2 separate regions of the Mus musculus genome follow, and region 1 is linked to region 2. A link is a loop called in an ENCODE intact Hi-C map of the cell type or tissue named here. Cell type or tissue: gastrocnemius. All regions are shown on one strand. Each heading gives the region's core, and the rest is flanking DNA. Links, peaks and the distances in the headings are about the cores only.

Region 1 (16,773 bases), core at 2,908-10,907, 240 kb after region 2:
GCTGCATATGTATCAGAAGATGGCCTAGTCAGCCATCATTGGGAAGAGAGGCCCCTTGGTCTAGCAAACTTTATATGCCTCAGTATAGGGGAACACCAGGGCCAAGAAGTGGGAGTGAGTGGGTAGGGGAGCGGGGCGGGGGAGAGTATAGGGAACTTTTGGGATAGCATTTGAAATGTAAATGAAGAAAATATCTAATAAAAAATGTCGGGGGGGGGGAGATTTATAAGATGGATTGGTACCTCTCGGGTTTAGGAACCCTAACTAGATAATGGAAGGGAATGAAGAAATTACAGACATTGGACACATATACACAGGAAAACTGGGATGGCTTCCTGGACACTCTGATGGAGAAGTACATCACCCAGAAAGCTTAGTGTGTTTATTATATAAAACTGAACAAGGAAGTGGGGGTTATGGTGTACAGCTGAATAAGGAGGTTAGCTAGTCTTGGTAAGGAGCAGTCCCCACAGGGGAGCAGTCCTCACAGGGGAGCGAGCAGTCTTCAGGACCTTCATTTCTGGGTTTGGGGGTTAGAAAGCTACTATGGGCATTTCTACACAAACTGTTAGCATTCACAATTGGATCAGAGGAAGGTTTTGCTACCACATTGAGCCTCATCCTGTAAAGGGTTTGCAACCCCCATGGGGCTGAGGTTTAGTCACTCGGGTCTTTTTTTTTTTCTTTTTGTATTTTTGAGACAAGGTTCTTTAGGTGGCTCTGGCTGGCCTATAACTCAAAGATCTTCCTGCTTCTGCCACCCAACCACTGGGTTGATCAAAATCATGCATATGACCACACCAAGCCTGGATCGCTCATGTCAACAACGTACATCTACTCAGAACTTCCTCTGCTCCCCAGAGTGGTATATCTTGTGTAATATATGCTTTATAATTTTAAATATGGGCAGTTCTAATAAATTTAGCTTTTGTGTTTTACTATTTAGCCTTCCAATATTTAGGCTAAAGTATAAGTGGTTGTAAATATTAAAAAAATTGCTAACTTGTTTTTTAAATATTTTTCAGAAATAATAGCATGTTTGATCATTTAATCTTAGTAGATTATTTTTCTTTTTAAAGACTTATTTTTAATTATGCTGGGGTGTGTGTGTGTGTGAGATGGGAGGTTATGTACATATAAGTTGTAAGTGCGTGCAAAGGCTCAAAGAAGGCATTGTATCCATTAGAGCCAAAGTTCATACCATTGTAAGCCACCTGATGTGGGTGTTGGGACCCAAACTCAGGTCTACTGAAAGATCTCTTACCTATAGTCTTACCTGCTGAGCCATTTTCCGTCCCCAGATTTTATTTTCTTATAGCATTTACCTAAAATGTAGACAAAAAGCTTTGGTTGAAACTTATTAAACACAGAACAATCCTTATTTTAATTATAGAGCACAAATAATCTTTAAAGATACTCTAGAATAAAAGTTTTAGGCACTATATTATAATTAAGGTATCTTGAACCAGGAGCCTACTGGGAAAGGAGGATCAGGAGTTAAAGGTTATTTTCATCAACATAATGAGTTGAGACTAATCTGAATTATGTAAGATCTTGTCTCACAACAACAAAAAATTAGGTTGTGTTTGAATTGCAGATGCCACCTTCAAGTAGTTTTAAACTAGGAATTAGAAGGGTCAGAATGTGGATTATTGATTTAACACTTGTCTAGCATGTGTGACATCCTGGGTTCAATTTGTAGTATCACTAGATAACAAGAAGGGTATAGGAATAGAAAGCAGGAAGAAATACCAGAGTCAATCTTTGAAATAGTTGGAATCATCTTTTCTCTTTTCTACAGGCCCCCTGGTGATGTTCTCGAGACATTCAATTTCTTAGAAAATGCTGATGACAGTGATGAAGAAGAAAATGACATGATTGAGGGCATCCCAGAAGGAAAAGACAAACTTCGGATCCATAAGCACAAAGTAGGAGAGTTAACGATATTCCTCCACACAGTGATTTGAACAGTAATTATTTTAGTTGTACTTAAAAGGTTTATAATAACTGCCAGCTCCTACTCCGTTCATGTACATATGGCAGGAATTATGATTTCATATGTTATTCACTAAATGATCTGAGAGAAGGTCTATTTTTAAAGTACTGTCCAGTGGCTTGAAGCTTTTTTTTCTTTTTTCTTTTTTTTTTTAAAGTAGCACTTTGTTTTAGTCAGGGTTTCTATTCCTGCACAAAACATCATAGCCAAGAAGCAAGTTGGGGAGGAAAGAATTTATTCAGCTTAACACTTCCATGTTTCTGTTCATCACCAAAGGATGTCAGGACTGGAACTCAAGCAGGAGCTGATGCAGAGGCCATGGAGGGATGTTCTTTACTGGCTTGCTTCCCCTGGTTTGCTCAGCCTGCTCTCTTATAGAACCCAAGACTGCCAGCCCAGGGAAGGCACCACCCACAGTGGGCTAGGCCCTCCCCCTTGATCACTAATTGAGAAAATGCCTTACAGCTGGATCTCATGGAGGCTCAGCTGAGGCTGCTTTCTCTATGGTAACTCCAGCTTGTGTCAAGTTGACACACAAAACCAGCCAGTACACATTCCTTAATCCTATCCCAACTTGGGGTCACACTGAAGTTTATCTTACAGTATCACATGGGAGAAAAATGAACAGAAACCATGGTGTAGATGCTCCCACCTTGGATGAGAGTCTGATGTATGGGTTGTCAGTATGTGCCAGCATTCTGGCTATTTGGTAAGGATTAATAAATAAAAAATTATTTTCCCTCATACTCTAAGAAGCAAACTTGATGTATTGTAGCAGTAGATGGGGAGTTGACTCTGCTGGACCATTTGTAAACTCTATGCCCCATTTTTAAGCATCAAAGTAGTAATGATCAATATTTCAAGTGTTTGTGCAGTTTTTTTTTTGTTTTTTGTTTGTTTTTTTTAATGGCAAGGGCCGAGGTTGTATGTCAGAGTACTTGACTAGTATGCACCAATTCCTGCCTTCAGCCTCAGCACCACATAAACTGGATTTGGTGGTGCAGCTCATGGAATGTAAGGGTAGGGGATAGAGAGTTCAAGGATGTCGTTCACCTATATAATGAGTTTGAAGTCGTTTGACTTCTTCATACCCTGTCTATCAAAAAAAGGAAAAAAAGTGAGTAAATTCAGTTGTAGTACCCGGAGATTTTGTAGAAATATAGAAAAAAAGCAAGTGTTTGTCAAAAGCTTCCAGTCTACAAAAGCAGTTTCAGCCGTTCTCCAGCTTTTCACAAGTATGATACACTCTGTTGGATAGAGGCTTGCTTTTGTGCTATATAATGTGTATGGAGGAGTGTGTATGTGCTATAGCACATATGTGGAAGTAAAGGACAACTTTGTGCAGTCAGTTTTTTCCTTCCACCTTTATTTGGTTTATTAGGATAAAACTCAGCTCATCACGCAGCTGCTTTTCCTGCTGAGCCATTTCAGAAACCTGGGTTTTTTTCCTTTTCTTACTAGTTTGTTCTGGGACGTAGGTTGCTTTTATTATTTGTTGTACAACTAGTATAAGTTTATTGGTGGTTATTCTGTGTTGCTATGAATCATAGAGCTAGTATACATTTCTCAGTGTCTTCAGCCAATTCAGGATAACTTAATGATTCTCCAGTAGGGATCATCTGTGAGTCTACTATAAAGGACACTCTTGAGTAAAACTTTGGCCTTTTCCAGCACCTCATCACTTGTGTCAGATGTTACAGTTGATCTTCATACAACAATGTTGAACTGTTTATCTATGTCTAGAGCATAGTTTGAGACTTATCAATCATAGGAAAAAGGACAATTGTGGATCTGAATAATTTCAAAGTAGATCTGTAAGTATTGTTAGGTGGAAATACTAAAGGACCTCTTTAAAGTGTAGAATAAAATTATTAATTATTGGCTCATCTTCTCTTTACAGATAGGTAATGAAGGTTTAGCTGCTGACTTAACTGATGATCCAGATACTGAGGAAGCACTGAAAGAATTCGACTTTTTAGTGACTGCAGAAGATGGTGAAGGGGCTGGTGAAGCACGGAGTTCAGGGGATGGTACAGAATGGGGTAAGGGGACACAGAAGTCTGGGGTGGAGGGAAACCTAGCCTTCTCAGGTCCTTATTACTAAACCCTGTGTGGGCTCTGTGTGTATGGTAGCAGGTAAATTAAGAGCAAGAAGTGGTATTGATACTGAGCTATTTGGTTCTAGTTTACTGTTTTTATGACTGAGATTTTTAGTATGTGGCTTTTGACTTCTGAAGTTGATCTTGAATTGAAGTAGTCTGTTGATTTACAAATTTATTTTTTCCCTCTAACAGATCTTTTTAAAGCGAGAATCATTCATTTTTATTCATACCCATCGTTTAATTTTAGGTAATCAAGACTTTAAGAGAATTCCTTGTATGTCCATATGGTGGTGTTACCTGTTCTAAATTCTGGGAAGGAATAAAATTATTAATTCTGATCATAGCCTAACAACGAGCAAGATTTAGTGAGAATATTACACTTATTGCATATAGTGTTCTCTATGTGAATGTTAGGGCCTAAACTTTGAAAGTGATATATAAAGCTAGTAGTAGGCATCCATAATCAAAAGAAAGAAAAGGTCTATCAGTAGGTAAAATGTTTCAAGGTAATAGTTCTGGTTGTGGTAGAACTCAAGTGTATTTATAGAGCTTTTCTGAGGTTTGTTTAATATACTTTATAATATATATATGTGTGTGAAGAAAAACACACTTGGACTGAGTGTTGGTGGTTTATACCTTTAGTCCCAGCACTCAGGTCTCTTGAGTTCAAATCTCCCTGGGATTTTCAGGACAGCAAGGGGTATACTGTGAGAAATCCTGTCTCAGCAAACCAGAAAACAAACCACATTTCAGAGTTTTTTATTTGTTTGTTGTTTGTTTGTTTTTTAATGTTGGAACTAGGGGGATAGCATTTCTCTCTCAGAGGAGAGGACCAGCATTTGGCTCCTAGCACATATGTGGGGCTTACAGCTACCTGTAAGTCCCATCTTCAGGATCTTGCACTCTCTTCTGTCCTCTGCAGGGATCGGCATGCATGGATGTATGAAAACACATATAAATAAAAATGAAGTAAATCTTTTTTAGAGAGCCTCATTTATGTATTGAAATGGAACATTGCTAATAGGAGAGACAAACCTATAAATACTATATTTTTTGACTTAGTATAAAAAGCAATTACTTAAAAGATTTTAATTACTACTCTTCTCATTTATAGCTCAAAGCATCATTTTTAATTTAAGTAGAAATAGAAGGGGCATAGTAATTGAAACTATAAACATTTACTGTCTGGGTTTGGACATATTTGTACCTTCCTAAAATGCTATATTTTCAGAGATTACTTATTTATAAGAGAAATAGTAAAAGGGAAAAAAAAAGTTTATATCCAGCCTTTGTATTATTCTTATAACTTCAAAAGTACGATTTTTTTTTTCAGAAGATTTGTTATGTAAAAGTTTAAATTATACAAACATTTTAAAGTATATATATATTAGGGACCATAAATAAATGTCATATATAAAATTAGAAATCACCTACAGTATTACAGAGATATTCATTAAATATATGAATATATATACATATATATGTGTATATGTATAATTTACTTATTAGTTAAAGGTTTGTACAACATCTGTTCGGCTAAATCTTGGCATACAACCATTTCTTTTTCCTTTAACTAAAGTTGCTATAATTTTAATTTTTAGAACAAAGGAAAAACAGTTGAGAAATTGATATGAAATAGAATTATTTTTTTTAATGATGTCATATGCAAGTAATTAGTATTTTGTTCAGAGAATTTGGCTGTGGAGTTATAAAGAGGACTTGATTTTTGAGTAACAGCTCTTGATCGTCATTTTCTTTTTAAGTGTAAATAACCAAGAAAGTCTCTTAGTATCAAACAAGACTGTAACTTTAAAGTGTGTTATATGCATAGTGATCTAAGCAGCTTCTATATAAAAGCAAAAATGATCTATGCAATGTTTGTGAAATTCATTTACTCAACAGCTATTATGTTCATTTTTTTTAAACTAAGAGGATGCATGTAAAAATCACTACCGTTATATTTAATTCACTTATTCAAATTTATAATGGTTTTTAAATGGGAAGGTTTTTAGATTCACATTAATTCAAGAGTCTTAAACATACTCCACTATCTTGTTATCATATGAAACCACTGCTTTTAATGGAAGCTATGAAGTCTTTGCCTGTTATTTAATTAGATAATATAGTTTAATTTTAGCAGCTTATGTTCTTCATATAGTTACAAGTATTAGCAGGCATGTCGTTTGCTTTTTTTCTTATGGGGATAGGTGGCATTTTAAGAATATTCACTTAGGGGCTAGGGAGATGGCTCAGGTTAAGATCACTGGCTGCTCTTCCAGAGGTCCTGAGTTTAATTCCCAGCAATCATATGGTGACCCACAGCTACCTGTAATGGGATCTGATCCCCTCTTCTGGTGTCTCTGAAGACAGTGACGGTGTGCACACTCACATACATAAAACAAATAGTCAAATCTTTAAAAAAAAGAAAATTCACTTATTTTCTTCAGCTTTTTGAAATTATGATCTCTGGACTTAATAAGATTGCAAAATATAATTAATACCAGAATATTGGTATCTATAGACAAGTGATAAAATATTTCTGTTTTCAAGACATGAATAGTTATAAATTTATACTATGGTTAGTAGGCATTCTGCTTTGGTAATAGAGTTACCATAATAGAATTTTATTGTTCTATGGTTTCAGGTTATTAGGAATCACCCTTTTTGTACATGTTTGTGTTTTCTTTTAAGGAAAAAAAACAAGGTTTCCATAATTGATTCAACTTCATTTCTTGGTATTCCTGCCTCTTCCCTTTTGCTCTTACCTATTTCTTATAAGCAATATCAAACCATCTGTTGCTTACCAGGCAAGTTCCAAGATGTTTTTGTGCACATATGCATCCACCTGTTCTTTGCACCTCCTTAGTTTACTTTGTTTTCTAGATTTGAGGTTATCTTGCAAGTAATAACGTTTTTCCTTTGCTTTTTCACTCTATTCTTTGCTATTGTACTTACAGCTATTCACAGCTTCATTCTTGCTATGCAGGACTTTTAGAAAATTAGTCATCATAATTAGTTTTCTTTCCTATGTATTGCACCACATAAGGCCTAAGGTTTACTTATTTATTTTTAGTCTGTGGGTTGTAAAACCTTTCTTTTAAAATGTGTCAATTTGTTTTAGTGTAAGTAGTTGACAACAGGAATCATTAGTTTCATTAAGATGACTATATGAGGTCTTGAAGTGCAAGCCCATAATTCACAGGAAGGCAGAGACAGGAGGATCACGAGTCCAAGATAGTTGGTGCTGTGATCTGATACCCAGTCCTCCAGCAGAGATGAGTTCAAATGACTCAGGTCACATTATTCAGTAAATGAAAACGATTTCTGATACAGCATAGGTTTCAGGAGCCCTTATGTCTAGAGTACATTAAAAATTAGGTTTTTCTTATATCAATATTAAAACTGCTACAATTACACATTTGACAATTTATGAAAATACTAATCTTTAGTTTCAAATAACAGAATTTAGCAAATTAACATCTTTTCACATACCAGCCACCTATGATGATAGAGAAAAGGCATAACAACTGTATAAAAGAATTAGAACTCTGAATTTTTTCTCTCTGTTCAAACATAAGACCTTGTTATGCTTACTTTTACACATCAATCCAGAGAGACAGGAAAACCTTTCTCTTACTCTCTATGATTGAATGAGGCCTACGGCACTTATGAGATTTAGAAAACAAAATATGCTTAGCTACCAGAATTTAAAACTAAAATCTTACTATTTAGTATAAAAACTAAGAGCTTGAATATGATTTTTTATTTATTAATGGGACTCTAAAACAGTTCATGTGTAACTATTAAATTTAATAATAATAAAGTTGCCTTAAAACTCAATGAAGAAAAATCCTTAATGAGTAAAATAAGTCTAAGAAAATTATTTTTATACTATTTTGTTCTAAGAGTTCTCTAGTTTACTATGAGTTTATTTGCCTCCCCCATCATAAGTATTTACTTAAATATTACTGAAAACACACAAGAAAAATACTACCAAGTATAGAGCAGTATGTGTTTTAACTTCTCTGTGCTTATCACTGTTTTACCATGAAAAAAAAAATAGCTCAAGTCAAAACTTCAGTGGAATATGAATTTGCTTATTTGTGTTATTTTTACTGGAAAAAAGGTAACAAAATGTTGAACGGTTATGAAGGGATGGACACAGGTGGTGTTCTTTGAATGCTTTGTGTGAATAATCTGAGACATTGTATTTGGAAACTCTATGTATATGTTGGACTAGAATACCTTTCTGCCATAGTACAGTTACCCTGTGCATGCAGAACTATTATGACAGGGATGCATGACTGATTTCATCAGTGAAGTGGCACTGACTTTTACAGCTTGCACTTTATTAATTTGCATGCAATTCATTCATTTGCTTATATGATGCTGGCTGAATAGTTTTTTTAACATTTTTATAAAGATGCAGTGGTCTATTTTTTAATATTATATTTTTAATGTTAGTCCATTTGTGAAATACTCAAATTTGCCATATATAAAAATGAAGTTTTGTTTACCTGTTGATGATATTAAATACTTAGGAACTTAAGAACATTTACATTGTGAATACCAAACTTGAGACTGCACCTTTAAAGTGTTTTGAGTATATGCTATTATAACATCTTTATTATGATGATGTAAAGCCTTTAACAGTTTACTGCCAACAGCTTGCATTGCCAACTGCTGATTTCTTTTCTTTTAATAATATGCTGCATGTAGATAAAGATGACCTCTCCCCAACTGCTGAGGTTTGGGATGTAGACCAGGGGCTAATAAGTAAACTGAAGGAACAGTACAAGAAGGAGCGAAAGGGGAAGAAAGGGGTGAAGAGTAAGTGCAGTTATCACTATTACCATTTTCCTATGCTGTGTTGAACAAAAGGGCTTTTTTTTTTTGGATGCAATTTACTTTTTATGTTATAAAGGGAGCAACTAACTTTAAACTTTGTCTGTTGTGTAATTGAAATATAAGGTCTATAATTGGTCAAATAGAAAATCACTTCAAATATGTAAAGTAAAGGTAAAAAGATTTTCAAAAATTTAAAAGATTTATCAAATTAAAAGGAATATTGGCTTTGGAATTTAAAATAATAGAAATTTGTTCAGAAAGAATGACAATACAAATTCTTATAATTTCTACTTGAAGGTATTCCTTATTACCAGGATTTCTTAGTTTGAGAATCTTTAAGTAAGTGGGATAGGTAATCCTTTCCTAGGACTTTGCTTGTGGTCATAATCCAAGGACAATTAGCAACCACATTTTTTTTCTGGGTAATTACTTGACTACACCACTATAGTGACAGTGCTGCAAGTGGTGGTGATCATAAGGGTTATTTAGTCCATAACTGGTTCTTTTTGGGTGCCTGCATGCTTGTTCCTATGTGTGAAAGTATGACTGTAGAACCTCTCGGACAGGTAACCTTGTATTTTGTGCGTTATACCTGAGAGCACCCAAGGAAAATGCTCATTCCTGCCATACTAATGGAGAGACTTGAAGTTTTGTTTGAAACATTTTTATTGGCTGTTGACTTGTAGGCCAACTTTGTTGTTGTTGTTTTAAGTGTATCAAGTTAAGAGTACTTACACCTCTTGAAGAGGACCTGGCTTGAATTCCCACATGTACATGGTTGCTAACAACCAGCTACATAGTTCCAATCCCAGAGGATCTGGTGCCCATTATTGCTCAGTGGGTACTGCATTCTCATGTTGCACAAATACATACAGGCAAAACATCCATACACACAAACATAAATAAATCTTCGCAGGCAGAGAGACACATATCTTTAATTTTGGCACTCACAAGGCAAAGCAGAGGCAGTCGGGTCCTGAGTTGAAGGCCAGCCTTCTCTACCTGAGGATCTCCAGGCTAGCCGTGGTTGCTAGGAGACCTTATCTCAAACAAACAAACGAACAAAATCTAAAGAGTGTGTCAAGGACAAACGTGCAAAACAGACTGAGACAGAAATTCTTTCCTGTTCCTGTTTCTAGTGACAGATACATTACCTTATAAAATGGCAGGAATATCAGGAATAGTGTTTTCTTCAATAATGCCGTTTTTGAATCATTTAATTTATTGCGGAGTTAACTGGAGTTTTGAGAATCTCACCAATGAGTTTCCTCTCCTTCCCCTCCCTCCTTTCCTTCCCTCACTTCCTCTCTTCACTGGTGTTGGGGACTGAACCTAGAGCTTTATGCTTGCTAGGCAAGTGCTTTACCACTGAGCTAAATCCCCACCTTCTGACAGTTGTATAACTTTGTACTAGTTGTTGTTGCATGGGTATAAAAAGAAGTTCCAGACTGTTGTGAACTCCTTATTTGTAAAGCATTGTGTGCTGGACTGGAGCTCTGTTAGTTTTAACACCATTTACCCATAATGTATGCATGTTGAGTGTGAAAGTACTACTGCATGGGTAACTTCAGTTTAGATAAAAATCACATTTGAATTTTAGGATTTAAATTTTATTCTTTTTAAGAAATAAAATAACTGGGCAGTGGTGGCTTATGCCTTTAATCTCAGGGGAGGCAAAGACTGATGGATCTCTTGAGTTCAAGGCCAGCCTGGTCTACAGAGCTAACAGCCAGCCAGAACCATACAAAGAAACCCTGTTTCAAACAACAGTAAACCACCCTTCCCCCAAATTGAGTGAAGGAAAATAACTTATTTTAAAATAACTTCGGGTTATATTTTATATGCTGTGTACTGACCTAATCAGCTAAACATTTTAATGTTGCTTCTATATACACTATGAATAGATCTAGATCTTTTTGAGAGTTAGTAGAAATATATCTAGCATCTCAAGGTTTTTTGTTTTGTTTTGTTGCTTTCTTTGTTTGTTTGTTTTGAGACAGGATTTATATGTATAGCCCTGGCAAGTTCAATGCCAGCCTGGGCTATATAGGAGGTTGAAGACCAGCTATATTAGTGATACTTTTTGTTTTTGTTTATTTAAAGTTTATGAATATAAAGACAAAAAGAAAGTTTAACTGTTAACGCTGGTTAGAAATGAACTGCATTTAAATGAACTGCATTTAATATTTGCATGTAATACTATTTTCCTAAAACTCTGAAATACTTTTGTATATAAGCTTTTTGTATTTTATGTGTTTTAACAAAATATAAATTTTGTTATTGTTTGCATTTCTGTCTCTCTGTCTATCTAGACATGAAGTTGGGATTTTACAAAAGGTATTTTAACCATAGGTTTAATTTAAGCATGAGGATTAAGAGAAAGGGAGGTACTTAGAAGTACATTAGGACATACCCAAGAGTATGTGTTGTAGGCATCTCTTAAGAGAGTCTATTTGTTTGAAGGCAGGACCTCAATCTAGCCTAAGCTACCATTGAACTTGTATTCCTTGTCTCTCTTTCTCAATCTAGTGCTAAGATAATAGATGCGTTCTTCTGCATCCATCCAGAGTAAACCCTCTGGCTTCTGACCATGTTGAGTAGGAGCCTTAAGTTCTACACACGCAGATGATTTTCTCCTGGCTTACATCCTTAGCCTTAACCTTAGGTTCTCAAATCTAAACTTCCGTGCTCTTAGAATACTTCTGTGCATTTAACTTGGTCTTTGTTAAACTTTAAAATTGTTTCTGATTTTTAAATATTTATGCAGATATCAGCTATGTGTATCTGTGTAGGGGAGGACTTAAGAATTAGTTCTCGGGCTGGTGAGATGGCTCAGTGGGTAAGAGCACCTGACTGCTCTTCCGAAGGTCCAGAGTTCAAATCCCAGCAACCACGTGGTGGCTCACAACCATCCGTAATGAGATCTGACACATCTGGAGTGTCTGAAGACAGCTACAATGTACTTCCATATAATAAATAAATAAATCTTAAAAAAAAAAAAAAAAAGAATTAGGTCTCTAGCTGGGCGGTGGTGGCGCACGCCTTTAATCCCAGCACTCGGGTGGCAGAGGCAGGCAGATTTCTGAGTTTGAGGCCAGCCTAGTCCACAGAGTGAGTTCCAGGACAGCCAGGGCTACACAGAATAACCCTGTCTCGAAAAACCAAAAACAAACCAAAACAAAACAAAAAAGAATTAGGTTTCTAAAGAAATGATTAGAAATTATTTACTTTCCACATTTCCTTCATGAAATTATTTATAAATTAAAAATTGGTGAATTCAGAGTTCAGTATGAAAATTTTAACTAAATTGTTGTGTAGATTTAATTTAGGGAAAAATGGTAGTATCCTAGCTAAATAAAGGATGCTTCAAGACCACCAGTAAATAACCCAATACCTTGAATAGCACCAAACCCTGTATATTGCAAGTATATCTTTTTTTAAAATACACACCTATATAAACACTTTTGTTGGTCAGCTTTTTATTGCAGTGACAAAATAAATCAAATAAGCAATTGGAGGAAAGAGGTTAGAGGTATATATCTGAGAGTGGAGGGAAAGTGAGAAAAATATTTTTTTTATTTTTAAAATCTCAGTTTCATCCGTGTGGTGGTATCGTACACCTTTAGTCTTAGTACCTGGTGGAGGCACAAGCAGGAAGATCTCTGACTTCCATGACTGCCTGGTCTACAGAGTAAGTGCCAAGTTGGCCAGGGCTACACAGAGAAATCTTGTCTTGAAACAAAACAACAAAATCTCAGTTTCATAGAATTTTCTAGTTTTTGATATTCTCCATTTTTTCCTCCATTTTTTCCTCCATGTGTTAACTCAGTAAAGCTATATAAACTAATGATGCTTATAAATAGCACATGGCTCATAGCATTGGGAACATTATACACTTGATTGTTTCACAAGAAAAACTGGCAACCTTTTATTTAGAATATCAGAGGAATTAAAAGTCTTTTAAACATTTTTTGTTTTTATTTGTCTTTGAACACGAAAAGAACGAAACTGTATTACTGCTTTTACTCTTAGCAGATTGTTACTTTTGTGCCACATAAAATTGTGTTGACTTGAGAACATAATACTGGGCTGGGAATGTAGCACAAATAGTAGAATTGCTTGCCCTAGCGTCCATGCAGTCTTGAATTCTGCCCATAGTACCACATAGATGCAGTGTGGTTTTACGTGTTTGTAATTTCAAGGAGAGGCAAGATGTGAGATGTTCAGCAGCATCTTCAGCAGTATAGGAAGTTTCAGGCCCACTTACAAGATCCTGCCTCAAATTTGTTTTCTTTCTTCAAAAGATGCATTGCCTTTCTGGATTTCATGGATTCACATTTTGAGACTGTACTTACATTTACAATCTTGGTTTTTTAACAGAGCAACTTCTTTTAATTTTTTTCTAGTTAATCTCTGTGGAGCAAAATATACTGAGACAGAAAGTGTACTTGGTTCTTATTCCAGCACAGGCAGTTGGCTGTCTTTTTTCCATTAGCTGGGGTCCGATTGAAGTCTTACTTGATTGGCTAGTCTTCAAAGAATTTATGCACAGGAAATGAAGAGGGGAAGGGAGTCAGCTTCTTTAATCTGAAAATGTAGTAGGGGCTTTGTATAATAAAGATTTTACTGAGTGGGAAGATTAGAGTATTTGCATAAAAGTCTTGCAAGGTGGGGACAGTGTTTTATAATATTTGATAAAAAGATCATTTAGGGCTGGAACCTGGGGCTGGTGAGATGGCTCATCAGATAAGAGCATTGACTGCTCTTCTAAAGGTCCAGAATTAAAATCCCAGCAACCACATGGTGGCTCACAACCACCTGTAATGAGATCTGACGCCCTCTTCTAAAGACAGCAGCAGTGTACTTATTTATAATAATAAATAAATCTTTGGGCCAGAGCAATCAGGGACCGAGCAAGTGGGGTTGACTGGAGAGAGCGGGGCCAACTGGAGTGAGCAGGGTTGACCAGAGTGAGCAGAGGTCCTTAAATTCAGTTTCCAACAACCAGATGAAGGCTCACAGCTATCTGTACAGCTACAGTGTACTCACATACAAAAATACAGAAAGATTCATTTAATGCTCCCTAGAGTAACTTGCTCACTGTTTCAATATATAGCATGATTTTACCATTTCCTTCCTTGATGTTACCTGATCACTGTACGTTTTCTAATGTAATATCAATCAGTACATTGAGAAAGGCAAATATGTTTCATAGCAAAGGGACATTATTATACAAAGGATGATTTGTTTTCTGTTCCTGGCTTCAGTTTTATACTTTTAAGACAGCCCTGAGCTAGGCATGGTGACAGTGCCTGTACTTCCAGCACTTACCTGGCAGAGGTAGGATGATCAGAAATTCAAGGCCTGCCTTAGACTACTTGAGATCCTGGATTAAAAATGTAAACAAGCCAATGTTTTGTGGTTGGTTTGTTTGTTTGTTTGTTTTAATCTTAGGTCAGTACTTGTCCCTTCTTTTCATCTTCTCCTCTGTCTAACTAGCTTTACTTCCGCTCCTCCTACCCATCTAAGGTACAGTTTTCGAATGGACCAGCTAATCCTGTGCTGGGTTGCTCCCTCCCTCCCTATCCTTTTAATTGTTTTCATCTCCAGTCAGAAAGATACTCTCAAGAGTACAGTGCAGTTTTTAATCCATAGACTCACTTTGTAGTTCTGCTTATTTTTCTTCAATATTGTAGTATCACATTTATTTAAGACAACAGTTGCCATGTTGAAAGAAACTTGCTTTTGCTCTTTTTTTTTTTTTTTTTTTTAAAGCTAGCCTGCAAGGACTCATTTCCTGAACTTTGAGGTCAGGTTATGAAGTTGACTCCCAACGACAGCTTGAGACATAGTCACTACTTATATCAGGGATAAAATCCAAGTTCAAAATGTTGCCAGTTTAGGTTCTGCATATTTCATTAATTTCATTTTTTTCTCTTGCTTTTTTTTTTTTGTATGCATTTGTGTGTGTGTGTGATTTCAAGACATAGATTATTTCTAACAATGTGAAAAGTTTATTTTAATTACAGTGGTAGTCAGAAGATAAAACTGTTTGCCTCCTAGTCATTAGTCTTGCTAAACAAAATGTCAATTAGCAAAGACCACATTTAAGAAATGAAAAATGTTAGTTTTAGATTTGGAGAAAGTACTGTAAGTGCTGTGTAAAGGAAGATAAAGTTTGAGTGAGTAAATGGATGTAGATAACAGTTGTCAGCTTATTGATGTTTTCCATCGTGCTGCAGTCTGTTTAGAGGAATGTACATTTATGTAAAATCTGAAAGTCACAGTTAAGAGATAGAAGTATTGTGTTTTATAGTTCATAGTAGTGTTTCTCTCTTAAAAGTTAAAAATCTACCCCCTCTACTCCCCTCTTATAAAGCAGAGGTTTTTTTTTTTTTTTTTTTTTTTTTTTTTTTTATAGCTTAGGCTGGCTTGAAACTCTTTATTCTTCCTATTTCTATCTCCAGAGTGCTAGGACTACAAGTGTAAGCCACGACACGTACAGAAAAATATTTCTTTTAAATTCCTGCAATACTTAAGAACTGAAGGAATATTTTTATTGTATTTGTGTTACCTGTTTTTAAATAGAACCTCACTGTACAGTCCAGGCTGATCTGGAACCAGCTGGATAGTCCAGGCTTATCTCAAACTCCCAATGCCTTTGCCTCAGCCTCTTAAGTGCCAGAATTAAAAGTGTGTGTCCTAAACCTAACTCAGCTGATGTTTTTATAGGAAGTTCCTGAGCCTCTATGCCTTTGAATATTTGTATTAACATTAGGCACAATAATCTCATACTAACAATACCCCAGTCTTCTCATTATTGGTCAGCATTTAAAACTGTTAAATTATTTAGAATCTTTGGGTTTAGGATGAATGTGAAGATGCAGTAAGCTTTCAGTTGAAAAGGTAGGCATAGAGCCAGTGGCAGAGCAGTGGCCCAGCATGTGCAAGCCCTTATGATCAGTCCTCAGTACCTAAGTAAATATACCGATTAATTTTGCAGAGCAGAGACTATGATCTCTGGTTATGAAATCTGCTTTCATCTTTTGACAGCTTTTGAGAAACTAGTATTAGAGCAGAGAAGTTTCATCTTCTCCTAAGCTTGGCATTGTGCTACTTAAAGACTAATGTTTGACTGTAAGTATGTAAAGATAACATTATGCCATTCTGCATCCTAAATTTAAGCAATAACTTTAATATTCATCTCTGCTCCCTTCTGTATTTCCAAGTCTACTTACTTAAGGATTTATTTTTACATATTTTCTAAAACAAAGCTTTAGAATTTTTATTATGTTTGTTATAAGCTATCATAACAAAATTATTTACTTAAGCCACACATAAGTATTTACTAAGGCACACAGACATATAATAAATTCTTATGGCAGAAAAAAAATTAATAAAATATGTTCTGAGGAAATAGATTTGCTTAGAGAAATATATAGGATTTGTATAGGCCGAGAGAGTGAGTATGTGTGTGTGTATGTGTGTGTTTGCATGTGTGTCTGCGTGTGTGCCTGTGTGTGAGCGAGCAAGAGGGAGAGAGAAAGTGAGAGTGAGTTGGAGAGGGCAGATTCAGTCAAATAAAGCAGAATGCATAGCAGAATCATTTGCACTGTACGGAAAGTTAACGACGTTTGTGTTTTGGGTCAAGGTAAGGGATGGGATAGAAACCTGCACATCATGAAGCTTGTATAAGGTTAAGTAGACAATGTTAGGAGCCCTTATTCATGAAGTACTAAGTACCAAGCAAGGAAGCAGGAGAATAAATGTGATAATTTGGAAGCCAATTTAATTGGTAGTATTCAAATTTGATAGACAATAAATGGG
Region 2 (16,773 bases), core at 2,865-10,864:
GCAGACAAGACTGCTTCAAAGCAGAGAAGTACTGATATATTCCTTTATTGTTCTGGCAATATACTTGTTTTTAAAAAGAGAATTTATTCAATTCTGTCTTTTTGAGCTTTTATCATTACATTTAACCTTGTTATTTTTACACACACACACATGAACTGACATAAACAAATGTAATTTCCAATAGTGTCCACTTCATGTTTTCTGACAGGACTTGGGTATTGAATTGCTAAATGTACTACACCGAGTAATTTTGACCAGAGAGTCACCAGCCATTCAACTGGCTTCACTTGAAGTGGTCAGGCAGATTATCTGTGCCGCCCAAGAACATGTGAAGGAAAAAAGACGTAGTGCAGAAGGTAAATATTAACTCAGTGACATAGCATCTCTTCTCATTCCAGTTCTGAGAGTCATACACTCTGTATGCAGTGGGCAAGCGCTGTTCCCCTAGGCGCAGCCGCAGCCACACAACGCAGCGCAGTGTCATTGTCTTCACAAGTGTTACTCGGGGTAACCACACAATCTGGATACTGCTGAAACTAGGGCAGACGGCAATACAGACCTAAAGAGCAAACGGGCAGAAGTGGGCAGTATGTGGGGGCCGGTGGGCAGAGTCTAGTCTGATCCTTGTGCCCAGCCGCTGCCAGTCTGTAAGATGACAGAGTCGCTGTTGGAGCTGCTGCTGTCAGATTCTCACTTATAACAGCACAGAGATGAGTTTGATCGGGCACTATTTTAAGGCTGAAAAGATTACAAGAATTTTATTTTTAACCCACTGTAATGAGAACTCATAGTAAAAACAACTTTAACTTCAGAGCTGCTTTTTCCTTAAGCTTTTCACACCTAGGACTTAGCCACTAAATGCATTGTCTGGAATTGCCACCTACTTGGAGCCAAGCAAGCAGCAAGTATTTCTTAAGCACTGTTCCCTCTGTGTTTCAGTTGATGATGGAGCCTCTGAGAAGGAAACCCTGCCAGAGTTTGGTGAAGGGAAGGACACAGGAGGACTCGTACCTGGGAAGTCTTTGGTCTTTGCAACCCTGGAACTCTGTGTCTGCATCCTCGTTAGACAGCTCCCAGAACTGAACCCTAAGCTGGCAGGTAGCCCAGGAGGAAAGGCTTCAAAGCCGAAGACCCTGTTGGAGGAGGGAAGTAGACTGGTGGCGGCTGCCCTGGCCATCCTTGCTGAGCTTCCTGCAGTGTGCTCTCCTGAAGGTATGCTGTGCTGTGTGAGCTTCCTGCAGTGTGCACTCCTGAAGGTATGCTGTGCTGTGTGAGCTTCCTGCAGTGTGCTCTCCTGAAGGTATGCTGTGCTGTGTGAGCTTCCTGCAGTGTGCTCTCCTGAAGGTATGCTGTGCTGTGCGTAGGACCTAGAGCCGTGCCTCTCAGTCACTTCCTCGGTTGGGTGACCCCAGCCGTAGAACTGCTTCCTTGCTACTTCATAACTGACTTGCTACTGCTGTGAATCATAATGTAAATACCTGATATACAGTCCACAGTGGGGCCATGGCCTCCAGGTTGCCAGCCACTGTCCTAGAAGAAGGGGACTGACCTAGTTGCTATTCATTTTCTCATTTGAGTACTTTTTATAATCCTGTAAGATTAGTCTTGCAGTCTAATATAATTTGTTTCACCAAGAGGTGAAAGTGAAAGCCACAAACAGCAGATGTGATGGTGAATGCGCTTCCTGTGACTGCCTTCTTACTCCAGGTCTAGGCGTGGAGCCCAGGCTTGGAGCATGCGAGAGTGTGCCCTGACCATCAAGCTGACAGTATTTTAAATCAAGTAGTAGTACTTGTACATTTTCAGTGTGCAGTATCTGGTGGACAGTTCTGACTCCATATGACAAATTTGTCATGAGGATGCCCTGTCCTGTTTGGGACCAAATCCATTCAGTTCTTTCATCTAGCTCCTAGGGTTCTCTGGGTGCTGCTAACTCCACTGCCTGCCAGAGGCTCCCTGCTGATCCTGTTGTTTGCAGTGGGCATACTTTCTGTGAGCATAAGCCACCTAATTCTGGGTCAGGTAGGCCCACTCTGCCACCGTGTGTGTGTGTGTGTGTGTGTGTGTGTGTGTGTGTGTGTGTGTGTGTGTGTGTGTTGGAGAAGAGTGTTTCGGGAGTCGGTTCTTGCTACTTTGTTTGGCGGCAGCCTCGCTCTTGCTCCTGTCACTGTGGTGCTCCATGTGGGTCTCTGATCTGCAAGCTTCCAGGTGACTCGCCTCCCATCTTGCCATAGGGATGCTAGGATCACAGGTGTTCACCACTGTGTCCAGCTTCTCCAGCAAACAGTGCACTGATCTAGCTTTTTAATGTTTTCTTCCTTCAAAGTTAACTCTGGTCTCACCTTATCAGAAAATGTTTCCCTGGAGACCTTCTCATAATGAGTTTTGTTTGTTCTTGTATAAACACTATTTCTTATGAAGATCTATAGCTTTCTCCATCATGTAACTATATTATATGTAACTATTACATATAAAAGATAAATATGTGTGTAGGTGTGTTTTATTTCTAGTTAAAATTTGTCTTTTGAACAAAGTCTAGCACAGGATGTGAGAAGATGGCTCGGTGGTGAAGTTCCTGCCATGCAAGCATGACCTCAAAAGCTGAGCGGCCCGTGTGTACCTGTAACCCCAGTGCTGCGGTAGAGGGAGAGGCAAAAGCAGGCAGAGCCACAGAGTTCATGAGGCAGCCACCCAGCCAGCCAGCCAGCCAGTCAGTGAGAATGTCACAGAAAATAAGGTGGAGCCATCACACACACACATACACACACGCACACACAGCAACTGACCAACCTACATCCCGAGTTCAAGTCCAACCTGGGCAGTTTAGTGAAACTCTATCTCAAAATTAAAGCTAAAAGAGAAGGCGAGTTCCGAGGAGATATAGCTCAGTAGTAGAACGTGCTTACCTACCAAGAGTAAAGCCCTAGGTTCAGTTCCCAAAACAAAAGGTCTTGTAAACATAGTTTAAATAAATTGAGTAGTAATGAACCTTCATCACATTGTGAAAATACTTAGAGCTACAGGACTGTGTCCTTCAAAATGCGAAGCTAGAACTAGACTTGGAGATACTTGCCTGTCATGCCTGCACTCCAGAATCTGAGGCAGAAGAATCAGGAATTCAAGTCCACCCTGAATACACAGTGAGATCCTGTCTCAAAAGCAATTAAACAAACTACAACAAGTAGGATAGGAAAAGCTTAGCAGGGCATAGTGATATACACACTTTTAATCCCGAGACTTAGAAGGCAAAGGCCTTAGAAGCCACAGGATCCCTGTGTGTTTGAGGCCAGCCTGGTCTACAGAGTGAGTTCCAGGACAGCCACATTTGTAATACATACTGAGACCTTATTTTTAAAAAAAAGAAAGAAAGATTAATAGGTAGCTATGAAAAGCTTGACACTAAAAAAATAAATAGCTGGGCGGTGGTGGCACACGCCTTTAATCCCAGCACTTGGGAGGCAGGGACAGGTGGATTTCTGAGTTCGAGGCCAGCCTGGTCTACAAAGTGAGTTCCAGGACAGCCAGGGCTATACAGAGAAACCCTGTCTCGAAAAACCAAATAAATAAATAAATAAATAAATAAATAAATAAATAAATAAATAAATAAAAGCCGGGCATGGTGGCGCACACCTTTAATCCCAGCAGAGGGAGGCAGAGGCAGGCAGATTTCTGAGTTCGAGGCCAGTCTGGTCTACAAAGTGAGTTCCAGGACAGCCAGGGCTATACAGAGAAACCCTGTCTCGAACCACCACCCCTCCCCCCCCCCAAAAAAAAAACTTGACACTAAGCAATACAACCAAAGTAACATTTCCAGTTACAACTATCAGAATTTGATCCAACTGTAAAAAATCTTAATTGATGGGGAAGTCGCTTGAGTGATAAATTGATTAGGATGCCTTGCTAACATAAGGACCTGTGTTGGAACCCAGGAACCATATTATACAAAGCCTGTCATAGTGGCATAGTTGCATACACTTGTAGTCCCTGTACTAGGGAGGCAGAGAAGGCTTGGGGTGTGCTGGCTAGCCAGCCAGTCTAGAGTTACTAAATTCTCTCAATAGTTACAATTTATGAGAAATGCTCTAGAGCTTTTCTGGGTGGTGTTTTGGGAAAGATGAGTTGGTGCTGAAGAAGGAGCACTGAGCTGTGCCTCGAAGCTGTGTTTGTTTGACAGCAAACACTGGAAGCCTCTGACACCCTTTTATTCCTGATGACTCAGCTTTTTTTCTAGCTGCATTTATTTCCTTTTATGTGTATGTGTGTGTTTCCAGAACATGTGTATATGTACTGTGTGCATTCCTGGTTCTCACAGGAGTCAGAGAGGCATTGCATCATCTGAAGCTGTAGTTAAGGTCTGTTATGGGGTCTGGTGAGATGGCTCAGTGGGTTAGAGCACCCGACTGCTCTTCCGAAGGTCCAGAGTTCAAATCCCAGCAACCACATGGTGGCTCACAACCATCCATAACAAGATCTGACCCCCTCTTCTGGAGTGTCTGAAGACAGCTACAATGTACTTACATATAATAAATAAATAAATAAATAAATCTTTTTTTAAAAAAAAGGTCTGTTATGGGCCAACTGTGCGGGCGCTGGGAATCAAACTCGCGTCCTCTGCAAGAGCAACGGGTGCTCTTCACTGATGAGCTATCCCTCCAGCCCTCCTTGGTGACTTCAGAAAATGTGCATGCTCAATGCAGAGTTTTCATTTTCTCTTGCAGGCAGCATCTCAATTCTCCCTACAGTATTGTACCTTACCATCGGAGTCCTCCGGGAAACGGCTGTGAAGTTACCTGGGGGCCAGTTATCCTGCACAGTCACGGCTTCCCTGCAGACTCTGAAAGGAATCTTAACTTCCCCCATGGCCCGGGCAGAAAAGAGCCACGAAGCTTGGACCAGCCTCCTCCAAAGTGCATTAGCAACTGTGCTTGACTGCTGGAGCCCAGGTCAGTAGGACTGTTAGGTCTTAATGTGAGAGGCATGCTAGGTTTGTTTCTGTTTTTTGTTTTTTGGCTAAGCTATTCTGTTGCTCATATTTGGTAGTCTCACCCAGAAGAGACTGTATTGTGTATTTAGCAGGTATGTAAAGTGTTCGGATTTATTATTCATTATCTCCGATGTCTTTGTCCATTTGTAATTGGCAAGAGAGACAGAAGCAGGTGGGTCTCTTGAGTCCAGGCCAGCCTGGTCTACAGAGTTCCAGGATAGCCAGGACTACAACTACAAAGAAAAATAAGAAAAGGAAAAGAAAAGAGTCTTAGAAAAGTGGCAAGCAAGGATGGTACAGATGAGAGCCGAAGGCGAAAGTGTAGCTGGGAGGAGGAAGTACAGATAGGTAACAGTGTCTCCCTGAGACTTACAGGTCCCTGCCATTGCTACTGGCAAGAAGGCTTTATTTTTAAAGGCAACCCTCTAGTGCAATCCATATTTAAGAGAAAAGGCGGTAGAGAATGGCTGGAGGTGGAATTATACAGTGGTGACGAGATAGCAGGACGAGATACATCACAGCACGTTTGAGTGTGTCAGCCTCTGCCAGCGTAAGAGGGGAGGAGAGATGAAGATGGAAGAGCACAGTCTCCATCATGACAAGTTCTCCTTTATCACAGACACACAGTGGTGTCTGGGCTCAGTGTGTATCAGGACGGAGATGTTAGAGCAACTGTTAACGTAGGTCACTAGGAGCCGATCGTGAAGGTAAAATGTTTGCAGAGCAACAGCTTGCCTCCCAGCTGAGCCTGATGCTGCCTGTCATCCCAACACTTGGCAGGAGAAGCAAGAATATCAGGAGTTCAAGGCCAGCCTTAGTTACATAGTGAGTTCAGGGCCAACCTAGCCAAGCCAGGCCCTATCTCAAAAAAAAAAAAAAAAAAAAAACAAAAAAAAAAAAAAGAAAAACAAAAAGAAAAAAAAACCTTAGTAGATTAAAACAGAAAAACATTGTGGCTTAAAACAGAAAAGCATTTGTTACCTATTAGTTTCTGAGGTCCAGGCCTTAGCCACTCATGAAGTTACTAGGACACTCACTGGCCAGGGCTACAGCTAGAGGACTGGATTCCAGAATGACTCACTCAGACAGCTGTTGGCAAGGGGCCTGCTCTCTACTGCCTGAGCCTCACAAGACTCCTGCTGCTAAGCAGACTTCCCATCCATCCTCAGAAAATAAAGGGCAGGAAAGGAGCTGAAGAAGAAATGGGAAGAGACCCAGGACATAGTTACCTTGATGACATTTAAAAGTATTTTTACTAAACTAACTAGCAGACTGTAATGACTAAAAATGACTTTGCAGGGGGCGCTAAGGGGGGTGAAGCATGAGAGCCCCTGGATGTCTGTGATCTCTGCATTCACACCGTCCACTTACTGACTTGCTGTGGCTTGGGCAAATGACCAGATTCCTGTTCCTTACTCAGACACGGTGGCTGCCAGGGTGAAGTGTCTGAGCACCACACAGGACACTGCTGTGTGGGTCACTTTGTTACCGTGTGCCAGCTCACCTGAGAGAACTCAGTGCTCTCTCACTGCGTCTCCTCTTGGGCGTCAGCCCCCAAAGCTCTCCACCCACCCAGTGTCAGGCATTTTGTGATTTTTTTGTTGTTGTTCTTGAGGTAGTCTCACAGGCTGATGGTGAATTTTGTGGCAGAGTTCTTACATTCCAGATTCTCCTGCCTAGCCTCCCAAGAGCTGGGACTACAGGCTTGAGCCACCACATCCTGCTCTCTATAGTTTCTGGTGTTTTTATAAGCATGGACCTTTTGTTACTAGCTGACCCTAAATTCTTTGTTTGATCTCCACATTATAGTGAAGTTGTATTCTATTGCCTAAGAGGGCTGGCTGGCACAGGTGGTGTTTAAGTACTATTGAGTTGATATGGCTGGTGCTACTGTTTATGCGTGTCATTTGTTTGTAAATAACAACCACTTAGTCTAAGTGGGCTAGGCTGGAGCTAATAGAGTACTTGTCTAACAGCATAAAGCCCTGGCTTCTGTCCCCAGCACTACATACTCTTGTCATGGTAACTCAGCCTGTGAGCCCAGCACGCAGGAGCTGCAGCCAGGAAAAGTCATCTATGCCACACATCAGGTTGGAGGCCAGCCTAGGCTATTTGAAATCCTGGAAGCTTTTCGTTTGTTTGTTTTGTTTTGGGGGTTTTTTATGGTTTTGGTTTTTTATTTGTTTGTTTGTTTGTTTGTTTATATAAGTACACTGTCACTCTCTTCAGACACACCAGAAGAGGGCAGCAGATCCTATAGCAAATGGTTGTGAGCCACAATGCAGTTGCTGGGAGTTGAACTCAAGACCTCTGGAAGAGCAGTCAGTGTTCTTAACCACTGAGCCATCTCTCCAGCCCCTTATTTTGGGTTTTAAACCAATCATAACACTTGATCTTGGCCAAAAAGCCAAAGAAGCTATTTTTAATTAATCGATTAATTAAAACTTAATTTAGTGAGTCAAGTTTACCACTCTTTCTCATTTTGTTTTGTCAGTCTTTCTGTCTTGTCTGTTTTTAGATAGGGTTTCTCTGTATAGTTTTGGCTGTCCTAGAACTCTGTAGACCAGGCTGACCTCGAACTCACAGAGATCCACCTGCCTCTGCCTCTCAAGTGCTAGGATTAAAAGCATGTGCCACCACTACCCAGCATTACCCTTTCAAAATTACTGGTTTTTCATAGCTACTTCATTAAAAATATTTAACTAGAATATTTATTCTAACTGATCCTTGGGAAATGGGGGTGGAGCTCAGAGGTAGAATACTTTCCTAGTCCTTTTGGGTGGGTGGGTGTGTGTGTGTGTGGTAGGAGTGGACTAGCACGCAGGTGGGATTTGAGCCTGCTGACATGCACCACCACTGTCCAGCCGCCCTCTGGGGCTCTTGTGCTAACCAAGCTAAAAACAGCCTTGCACAGACGCAAGGCAATGTGTACAAGCCTCCTAACTGTTGTTTCTCTGCAGTTGACGGAGCACAAGAACCTGATGAAGTCAGTCTGCTTACTGCCGTCACAGTATTTATTTTGTCTACCAGCCCAGAAGTGACAACCGTCCCCTGCCTTCAGAATCGCTGCATTGAAAAATTTAAGGCTGCCCTGGAGAGCAAGGACTCTGTGGTAAGTGTCTTTTAGCAGAGCGCTATTTGCAGTAGCAATCTGTTGAGACACACGTGTTGCCTTTATGATTGCAGTACACACACTGTGCTTCTCTGTGATCTCGGTCTCTGTGACAAGCAGTATCCAGGGGCTGGATTGTGGTTCAGTAGGTAGTGTGCACAGCTAGCACACACAAGACCCTGGGCTTGATGCCCAGCACTGTACAAACCTAGCATGGTAGTGTAGGTCTGTAATACCAGCCCCAGGGACTAGAGATAGAGATCACAAGTGAGTTAAGGCCATCCTAAGCTACATGAGACTGTCTCCAAAAACAAGGAGGTAAAACAATACTAAGTGTTTAAATAAGAGCATCTTAAAATTGGTGTAACTCTCCAGGAGTGGAATGGCTACATCTAATCCCGGCACTGGGGATACAAAGATAGAAGTGCCTATGAAGGCAAGGCTAGTCCATCCACATATACGTTTCAGGTCAACCAGGACTACATAGTGAAAATTGTCAAAAAAAAAAAAAAAAACGTGGAATTGGAGAGGTGGTTCGGCAGTTAACAGCACTTTTTACCAGAGGCCCGAAGCTCAGTTTTCAGCACTCACGTTGGATAGCTTACAGCCACCTGGACCTCTAGTTCCAGGAGGTCTGATCTCTTTGTCCGGTCTCTGTGGACACTGCGCTCAAGTGCCCATATCCACACACAGAAGCACACATACACATCATGTATTAAAACAAAATCACGGGCAGTGGTGGCGGAAGCCTTTAATCCCAGCACTTGGGAGGCAGAGGCAGGCGGATTTCTGAGGTCAAAACCAGCCTGGTCTACAGAGTGAGTTCCAGGACAGCCAGGGCTACACAGAGAAACCCTGTTTCGGGGGGGAGGGGGAGAATGATATGACATGGGATTTATATGATAATTTGTGCATTTTCTTTAAAGAAAAAAATAAGGAATGACAGATTAGGTTAGACTAGATTAAATGTTTTTTTTCATGTGTTACGAAATGAGTTTGGAACCCATACACAGAAACATTTCTTATTTCCAAAGACACTGGAACCAAATTTTCTCAGGGGGGCAATAATACTAATGCTCAAAATACTATTCCAGTTTAAGGAGAGGTGATGCATGTCTGTAGTTGTTTTCCTTTATCCTTTTGTCCAAGGTCATTGGCTACCTGCCCAAGTTGGGTAGCAGTGACACAACTGTGACAAGTCATGGCACATCTTAGTGTGGGCCAGATGGAGTCCTTAAAACATGTATACCACCTGGGACAGGACTCAAATGTGTAGAATTTCACTGTAAGACACTTTTCTTTTTTTTTTTTTTTTTTTTTTTTTTTTTGGTGTGAGTTGTTGGGGTTCATTTATAATGTGACTGCTAGTTTTACACAGTACAGAGACAGACGCCTGAGAAGAGTGGGCTAGAGGGCAAACCCCCTCCCGCTGTGCTGAGCACCTCTGTGCCCCTCCACCCTGCTGCAGCCACTGTTTTTATGTAATGCCCGTTGGTATTAGGACTTCCAAAACTAAAGAGAACAGGAATAAATATAAACCTTTGCCACTTTAACTGCAAAGAGTTTGCAAGAACGTTTGTTCTTTGTGTCTCTTTGTTCTGGGAACTTTGTAAATTTACTCTTTCTTCTCATCTTGCCTGGTTAGGTGCAAATGAAGACCTGTCAGCTCCTCCACTCCATTTTTCAGTATCCAAAGCCGGCCGTTTCCTACCCATACATTTATTCCTTAGCATCTTCTATCGTGGAGAAGCTTCAGGACATAGCCAGGAGGAAACCCGAAGATGCTACCGAGCTGCAGCTCTGTCAAGAAGGAATAAAGCTCTTAGAAGCTTTGGTCGCCATTGCGGAAGAAGAGCACCGTGAGTATCAGCCCTGAGCCCTGCTCTCTCTCCAGTGTCTGTAATCACATGGTGTCTGCTTCTCTTTCATCCGAAGGCCCTTATGAGAGTGGTGTCTGCCAAAGGCTGGGTCTCAAGCACCTGGGGCCTAGTGTTTGTCAGGACTCTGTCTCAAAAACGAGCAAACAAAAACGATTGCCAGGGCTGGTGGCACACTTCCATGATTCCAGCATTCCTGCCATGGAGACCAGACAGTCACCATGAGTTTGAGGCCCACCTGGGCAGCACAGTGAGACTGTCTTCAAAAACAAAAAGACAGGGGAGTGTCGTGAGACCTGACCCTAGATGCAGAGCTACCGGACTGACAGCTGCAGAGAGAGGACACTCGGTCTTCCCAGAAATGAGCCTGTGCTTAGTTATGCCATAGCAAGTGGTCAGCGATAAAAAGTAAACTGACTCAGCAGCTTGTATTTATATATGCATTTTTTTTTTTTATTATTTGAGACAGGGTTTCTCTGTATAGCTCTGGCCACCACGCCCAGCTATATATGCATTTTTGTAGTTACTCACACCAATAAAAAAAAATAGCTGGGCGTGGTGGCGCACACCTTTAATCCCAGCACTCGGGAGGCAGAGGCAGGCGGATTTCTGAGTTCGAGGACAGCCAGGGCTACACAGAGAAACCCTGTCTCGAAAAACAAATAAATAAATAAATAAATAAATAAATAAATAGGCCATGAATTTGAGAAAGAGTGGGGGACATGGGAGGGGCTAGGAGGAAGAGGGAAAAGTGATATAACTATAGTAGATATATATACAGTTTTTAAATCAATTTTAAAAAGAAAAGAAAAAGAGGGTGCTGGAGAGATGGTTCAGGGGTTAAGAGCACTGACTGCTCATCCAGAGGTCCTGAGTTCAATTCCCAGCAACCACAGGGTGACTCACAACCATCTGTAATGAGATCTGGGTGCCCTTTTCTGGCATGCAGGAGGCATACCTGTAGGCAAAACACTGTATACATGGTAAATAAATAAATCTTTCAAAAAAAGGGGTGGCTCAGGGAGGTGGCACATGCCCTTAATCCCGGAACTCAAGAGGCAGAGACAGGTGGAATCTCTGAGTTTGAGGGCAGCCAGGGCTTTATTCAGAAAAACCCTGTCTTGAAAAGCAGGAAAGAAAAGGAGAACTGGAGCAAGAGCTCAGTCAATGAGCATCTTGCCTTGGAAGCACTAGGACCTGAGTTAGTTATTCAGAGCCTGTAATTCCAGCACTCAGAAGGTGGAGACAGGAGAATAACAGGTTTTAACGTTATCCTCAGTGAATTTGGGGCTGGGCTAGCCCCGCAAAAAAAGAAAAAGCTGGGTGGTATGGAGGCGATGGCTTACTTGTCCCAGTGCCAAGGAGTCAGAAGCAAGTGATCCCTGGGGCTCCCTGTCCAGCCTAGCCTATATGTGGGCTCTGGACGAGGACAGACACACAGACATGTTCTGCAGGCGTGGGTGCGCGCACACACACACTCACTCACACAATAAGTGTGTAAAATGTTAATCCCAGATACTGGTAATACAGTGTGAGAATAGATGAGGGTGGAGTTTCTCCCCAAGTGAAGAGTTTACTCGAAGCTCCTTCCTCCCTGAGCCCTGCCGTCTCTCCCCCTAGGCGCTCAGCTGGTGGCCTGCCTTCTGCCCATCCTCATCTCCTTCCTTTTGGATGAGAATGCTCTGGGATCAGCAACTTCAGTAACGAGAAGTCTGCACGACTTTGCTTTGCACAGTCTCATGCAGATTGGGCCTCGGTACTCGTCTGTGTTTAAAAGAGTCATGGCTTCTTCCCCAGCCCTGAAAGCCCGGCTGGAGGCTGCTGTAAAAGGCAATCAGGAAAGTGTCCGAGTGGATCCGCCTTCTAAGCATGCCAAGAACCTGGCCAGGAACTCCAGCATCCAGCTAAAGACCAATTTCCTGTGAGCTGCTCTCCTAGCACACTGAGCGCCTGAATGTAACGCTTGGTGTTTCCTTGCTTTGGGGACAAAAGTGGAACTTGAGGCACGAGTGCACTTGGAGATCCTGTTGATCGTTCTCATTTCAGGAGGGACCGAAACTTAACGTTCTTGGTAATTCTGGTTTTATTTTGTTTCCATTTACTAAGACCATGGAACTGTCAGGATTCTTGCCAGGCATTTCAAGAAAGTGCCAAAGATCCAAATTTACTAAGCAATCCACTGCTTTGAAAATGAAGGGATGTCCTCTAACAGTCTGTATGTCCTCTAACTGTCTATCACTGTATTATAAAGTATCTGCGCTTACACCACATCCCACTTTCTACATGGACTCCTGCCTTATTCAGTGGTCGTATCAAACTGTGTTGCATTTCTCAAGCAACATCAACAATTAGAGCAGGGGAGGGTGGCACTCACCTGAGGAGACTGAGACAGGATGATCATCAAAGTTCCAACCAGCCTGGTCTACTGAGTGAGTTCCAGACCAGCTGTGACCACACGATAGGACTTCTCTCAAAAAATAAATTAACAAACTAACTAACAATAATAATGCCAACAATAAATAAGTGATTGCAACACTCTTTAATAACTAGACCTAAGCCAGGCTCATGCCTCTAATCCCATCACTCAGGAGACAGGCAAGTGGATCTCTGTGAGTTCAAGGCCAGCCTGGTCTACAGAGTGAGTTCCAGGACAGCCAGGGCTACACAGAGAAACCTGTCTCAAACAAAGAACCAAATCTAGAATTACCCAACTTATAACAGGAGAGACAGCTTCAGCCCCACTGTGTGGCTTGAGGCTGTGGTCTCATGATTCTGTCTTTTAAGTGAGTCTATGCTGAGATCACGCAGGATGCTTTTATGTAGAATATAGAACGATCACCCTCCTACCATTCTCAGATGGATTTTCTGTTACCTCTGTTCCTTTTGTTTTGGTTTTTTATTTGTGGAAATCATTCATATTGAAAGCTTAATATAGAGTCATGTCTATATCGATTTGGGGTTATATGAATGTCAGATTTAGTACAACAAATTTAGAACTTCAGTGAATACGAATACTTTTTTAACACAGAATGTATTTTAATATAAAAATATAATGATAAAGTCATACTGGTAGAAAATATTTTTTGGCTGTTTACGATCATTTTCCCTCCACTTCAGTATTGTTCTGTGTGAATTGACCACTGTGTCAGAATGATGCAGCTTCCTGTTAAAATTTACAAAATGCAGGGACAGAGGTGTAGCCAGAATTGAGAAAAACTGATTAGACCAAGAGCACGTGGTGGACTCTGTTTTATTATGTTTGTATGTAAATACTCTTGTAAAGCATTCAGAGTGGAAAACATTTGACAAACTCTAACACTAAAATCAACTTTTCTACATTACATAAATAAAGCTAATTTTCTTTAATGTTTTTGTATTTTGAAGTGTTCATCCAGGAAAGATGACCAGTTTTTCTCTCCCTTCACCTTGGCTTTGGTTCTCAGGAGTGTTCCCCACAGGAGCGTTCCCCGAAGGAGCGTTCCCCGCAGTGGTTTGGGGTTGTCTACCTAGAGGGCTTGAATGTATCTTTGCTGCTGTTCTCATCTAAAATGCCCTTCTCCCGGGTTCTTTCTGTGAACTCTGTCTCCTTTCAGGCCAGGGCTAAGTCTTGCTAACAACACGTTATACCCTTGACCTACCAAATTCTACTACTGCCTTACTCATCTGTGTTGCTGTAGTCACTGCCACAGTGTGATGCCTACTCTGCCCGTCAGTCCAGTGTACTATCACCTTACCTCCCTTGTAGACGGCTTCCTCAGCGGGAGAGATCGTGTCCAGTAATCTTGCCTCTGTGCCATCAACCATGTTCCTAACAGCAGCTTACTTGCTCTGGTGTGAGCCAGAGTTAGACTCAGGATCATGTTTCTTTACCAAGGACAGTGCAGCCCAGGTGCTCTTTGGGTACAGTCTATTAGTTTGATTATTAGGGGCTCTCTAATAATCAAACTGTTCTATTGCCATGAAGAGACACCATGACCAAGGCAACTCTTATAAAGGAAAGCATTTAATTGGGGGCTTGCTTCTGGTTTCAGAGAGTTAATCCATTATCCTCATGGCAGGAAGCAAACAGGCATGGAGCTGGAGCTAAGAGCTGCTCCCTGATCCCCAGGGAGCATGCAGAAGGATTTTGGGCATGGTGTGGGCTTTTGAAACTTCAAGGCCCACCCCCAAGTGACACACCTCCTCCAACAAGGCCATTCAATCGTTCCAAACAGCTCATCCACTGGGGACTTAAGCATGCAAAATATGAGCCTATGGGGGCATTCTCATTCAAACCAACATATGGGCTTTTATTGTTTCATCCATTTTGATTGTTCCATTTGGTTGTTAAGATTTCTGCTCAGCATTTTGTTGCATAATGTTTTTAAGTGCATCATCTTTTTTGACAGTGCAGAATTTTAAGATACTACTCTGCTGATAAGAAAAGTAGTAATGGCTGAGGATTTGAACCTGTCTCTCAAGCCTTCTTCCCTTGGGGCAGTGGTTCTCCACTTGTGGATCTTGACCCCTTTGGGGATGCAATGACCTTTTCACAGGGGTTGCACAGCATGTCAGATTCCTGCATTTCCATTGATAACAGTAGCAAAATTACAGTTATAAAGTAGCAAGGAAAATAATTTTATAGGGCTGGAGAGATGACTCAGCAGTTGAATGGGGCTTTGAGCAAACTATCTTAGGCAAACTTTTCTCTCTTCCCCCCCCCACCCCGCCCCCACCTTGTAACCAAACCATTTCTACTAACAAAGTAGGTAAAAGTAAAGGAAACATAATATCCTCTGTAGTTCTTAAGGGTGAACAGTCAGAATAGAAAATGCATTGCAAGGCTCTTTGGGTTGTTTGAGGAGGGAGGGTTGTTTTGTTTGGCCCCTCCTCACCCCCACCCCACAGAGTTTCTCTGTGTAGACCTGACTGTACTGGAAATCACTCTGTAGACCAGGCTGGCCTCGAACTCAGAAATCCACCTGCGTCTGTCTCCTGAGTGCTGGGATTAAAGGTGTGTACTATCACTGCCTGGCTGGAAGTTCTGTATGATCAAATGTTATTTCCGTGAGCTGGTGAATAGCAGATGAATGTCCACTGTCAATAACCCCAGAGAAACAGGCATGGGATATTATGATAGGGATATGAACCATCCCACAGAAAGCCCACATAGAGGAGGCACTGTTGAATAGCTGGGTCAAGAGGAAGCTCGCCCCATCGATCAGTGCACTAGTCACTAGTGAGTCCGTGGCTGGATGAGCTGTTGGAGGGGGAGCCTCCCTGGAGCAGGTAGGGCAGAGGAGGTGTGCCTGTGCAGAGAGTGCACACTGCCCCCATGGCCTTCCTTTCTCTTACCCCTACCTGCCTACGGGTGAACAGATTCACTCCCATGCTGCCTTGCCATGGTCCTAGAGGGGTGGCCAGGTGACACAAACTGAACAGGAGTTCAGTTCAGATGAGTGCTTTCCCCAGTTTAACTTGTTTCTCTCCTATATTGTGTCACCTCGGTGGGAAACTAACAGTATTTTAATTACTTCACACCCCCACAACCCTCACATAGGCTCTAGAGGCAAAGGTACTAGGTGAGCTAGCTAAGTTGTTCTGTGTAACCCATTGTTTAAAAGTTTGTCATAGGGTCAGGCAACAATGACACACATCTTTAATCTTTAATACGTGGGAGGCAGAGGTAGGTAGATCTCTGAGTTCGAGGCCAGCCTGGTCTACAAAGTGAGTTCCAGAAAAACCAAGGATACACAGAGAAATCCTATCTTGAACCTCTCTTCCCCCCACTCTCCCTGGAAGAAAACATTTGTCAGGGAAAGAGTTAATACTGGGTATACAGATAATCTAATAAAGCATAGAAGCAGAATTTCAAATGTTGCAAGGTAAACGTCAACATCAGATAGTGAAGAAAGCAATGGGGCACTTTATAAAGGAAAGGGGGAGCCAGGAATGCTGGTATGAGCTTCTAGTTCCAACACTCTATGAGTTCTGGGCCAGCCTGGCCCACACTTTGAGTTCTAGGCAAGCCAGGGCTACACAAAAACAGCAACCCAAAGGAAAGGGGCTGGGATCTAACTCAGTTTGTAGAGCACCTGCCTAGCATTCATGATGACCCAGGTTCAATCCCCAGGTCCCTGATAACTAGATAAGGTGGTGCACTCCTGTCATCACAGCACTGACATGAAGGCGGGAGGATCAGGAGGGAGTTCAAGGACATCCTCAGCTCCAGTGACATAGAGACTACTGGGAGGGACACTGAAAGCCTGCTCAAAAAACAACAGAAAGGAAACAGTATAAAAGAAGCTAAGTGCCCGGCGTGGTGGCGCACGCCTTTAATCCCAGCACTTGGGAGGCAGAGGCAGGCGGATTTCTGAGTTCGAGGACAGCCTGGTCTACAAAGTGAGTTCCAGGACAGCCAGGGCTACACAGAGAAACCCTGTCTCGAAAAACCAAATAAATAAATTAAATAATAAATAAATAAATAAATAAATGAAGCTAAGTAAGATCGACGAGACCAGAAAGGAAACCAAGCCTCCCAATGAGCTGCAATGAGAGAATCCACAGGATTCTAGCCCAGAGAATGGCACGTGTTGGAACAGACTCCTAAGACAGAGCTTTTGCAACAGTTTAGAAGAGAATCAATCCCCTTTGACTTTTAATTGTGATACTATATTTACATTATGAGGGGAAAAAAATTCTACTCTTAAATTGATACAAAGCTAAACAATGTACTAACTAACTTGAGACCCCCCCCCAAAAGGCTATAAAGTTAAAATGTTGAACCAGGAAGGAGCTGGAGAGATGGTTCAGTGGTTAAG

Evidence for each region. Peaks named below come from ENCODE experiments on the same cell type or tissue, not always from the same donor. Only the 100,000 strongest peaks of a DNase experiment are listed, where the experiment ranks them.
Region 1: a loop joins it to region 2, with 2.2 times the contacts of the local background. A loop is called at or near these places in 2 of 42 quality-filtered maps.

What each region holds. Positions count from the first base shown.
Region 1 is chr12:51,635,259-51,652,031 of GRCm38, reverse strand. Strn3 (striatin, calmodulin binding protein 3) reads left to right here. Exons shown (of 18, transcript NM_052973.2): 6 at 1,802-1,928; 7 at 3,897-4,038; 8 at 8,818-8,928. Among named protein-coding and RNA genes, the nearest start is that of Ap4s1, 47 kb to the left of the region's middle. In gastrocnemius, for the core only: no CTCF peak of the experiment used is centred there; no DNase peak of the experiment used is centred there.
Region 2 is chr12:51,872,437-51,889,209 of GRCm38, reverse strand. Heatr5a (HEAT repeat containing 5A) reads left to right here. Exons shown (of 36, transcript NM_177171.4): 31 at 209-356; 32 at 940-1,212; 33 at 4,719-4,943; 34 at 7,945-8,096; 35 at 9,742-9,955; 36 at 11,594-13,337. The coding sequence ends at 11,898. Among named protein-coding and RNA genes, the nearest start is that of Gm34894, 29 kb to the right of the region's middle. In gastrocnemius, for the core only: a CTCF peak has its summit at 7,216 (motif pointing right); DNase peaks (open chromatin) are centred at 6,083, 9,272 and 10,116; H3K27ac peaks cover 3,140 bases.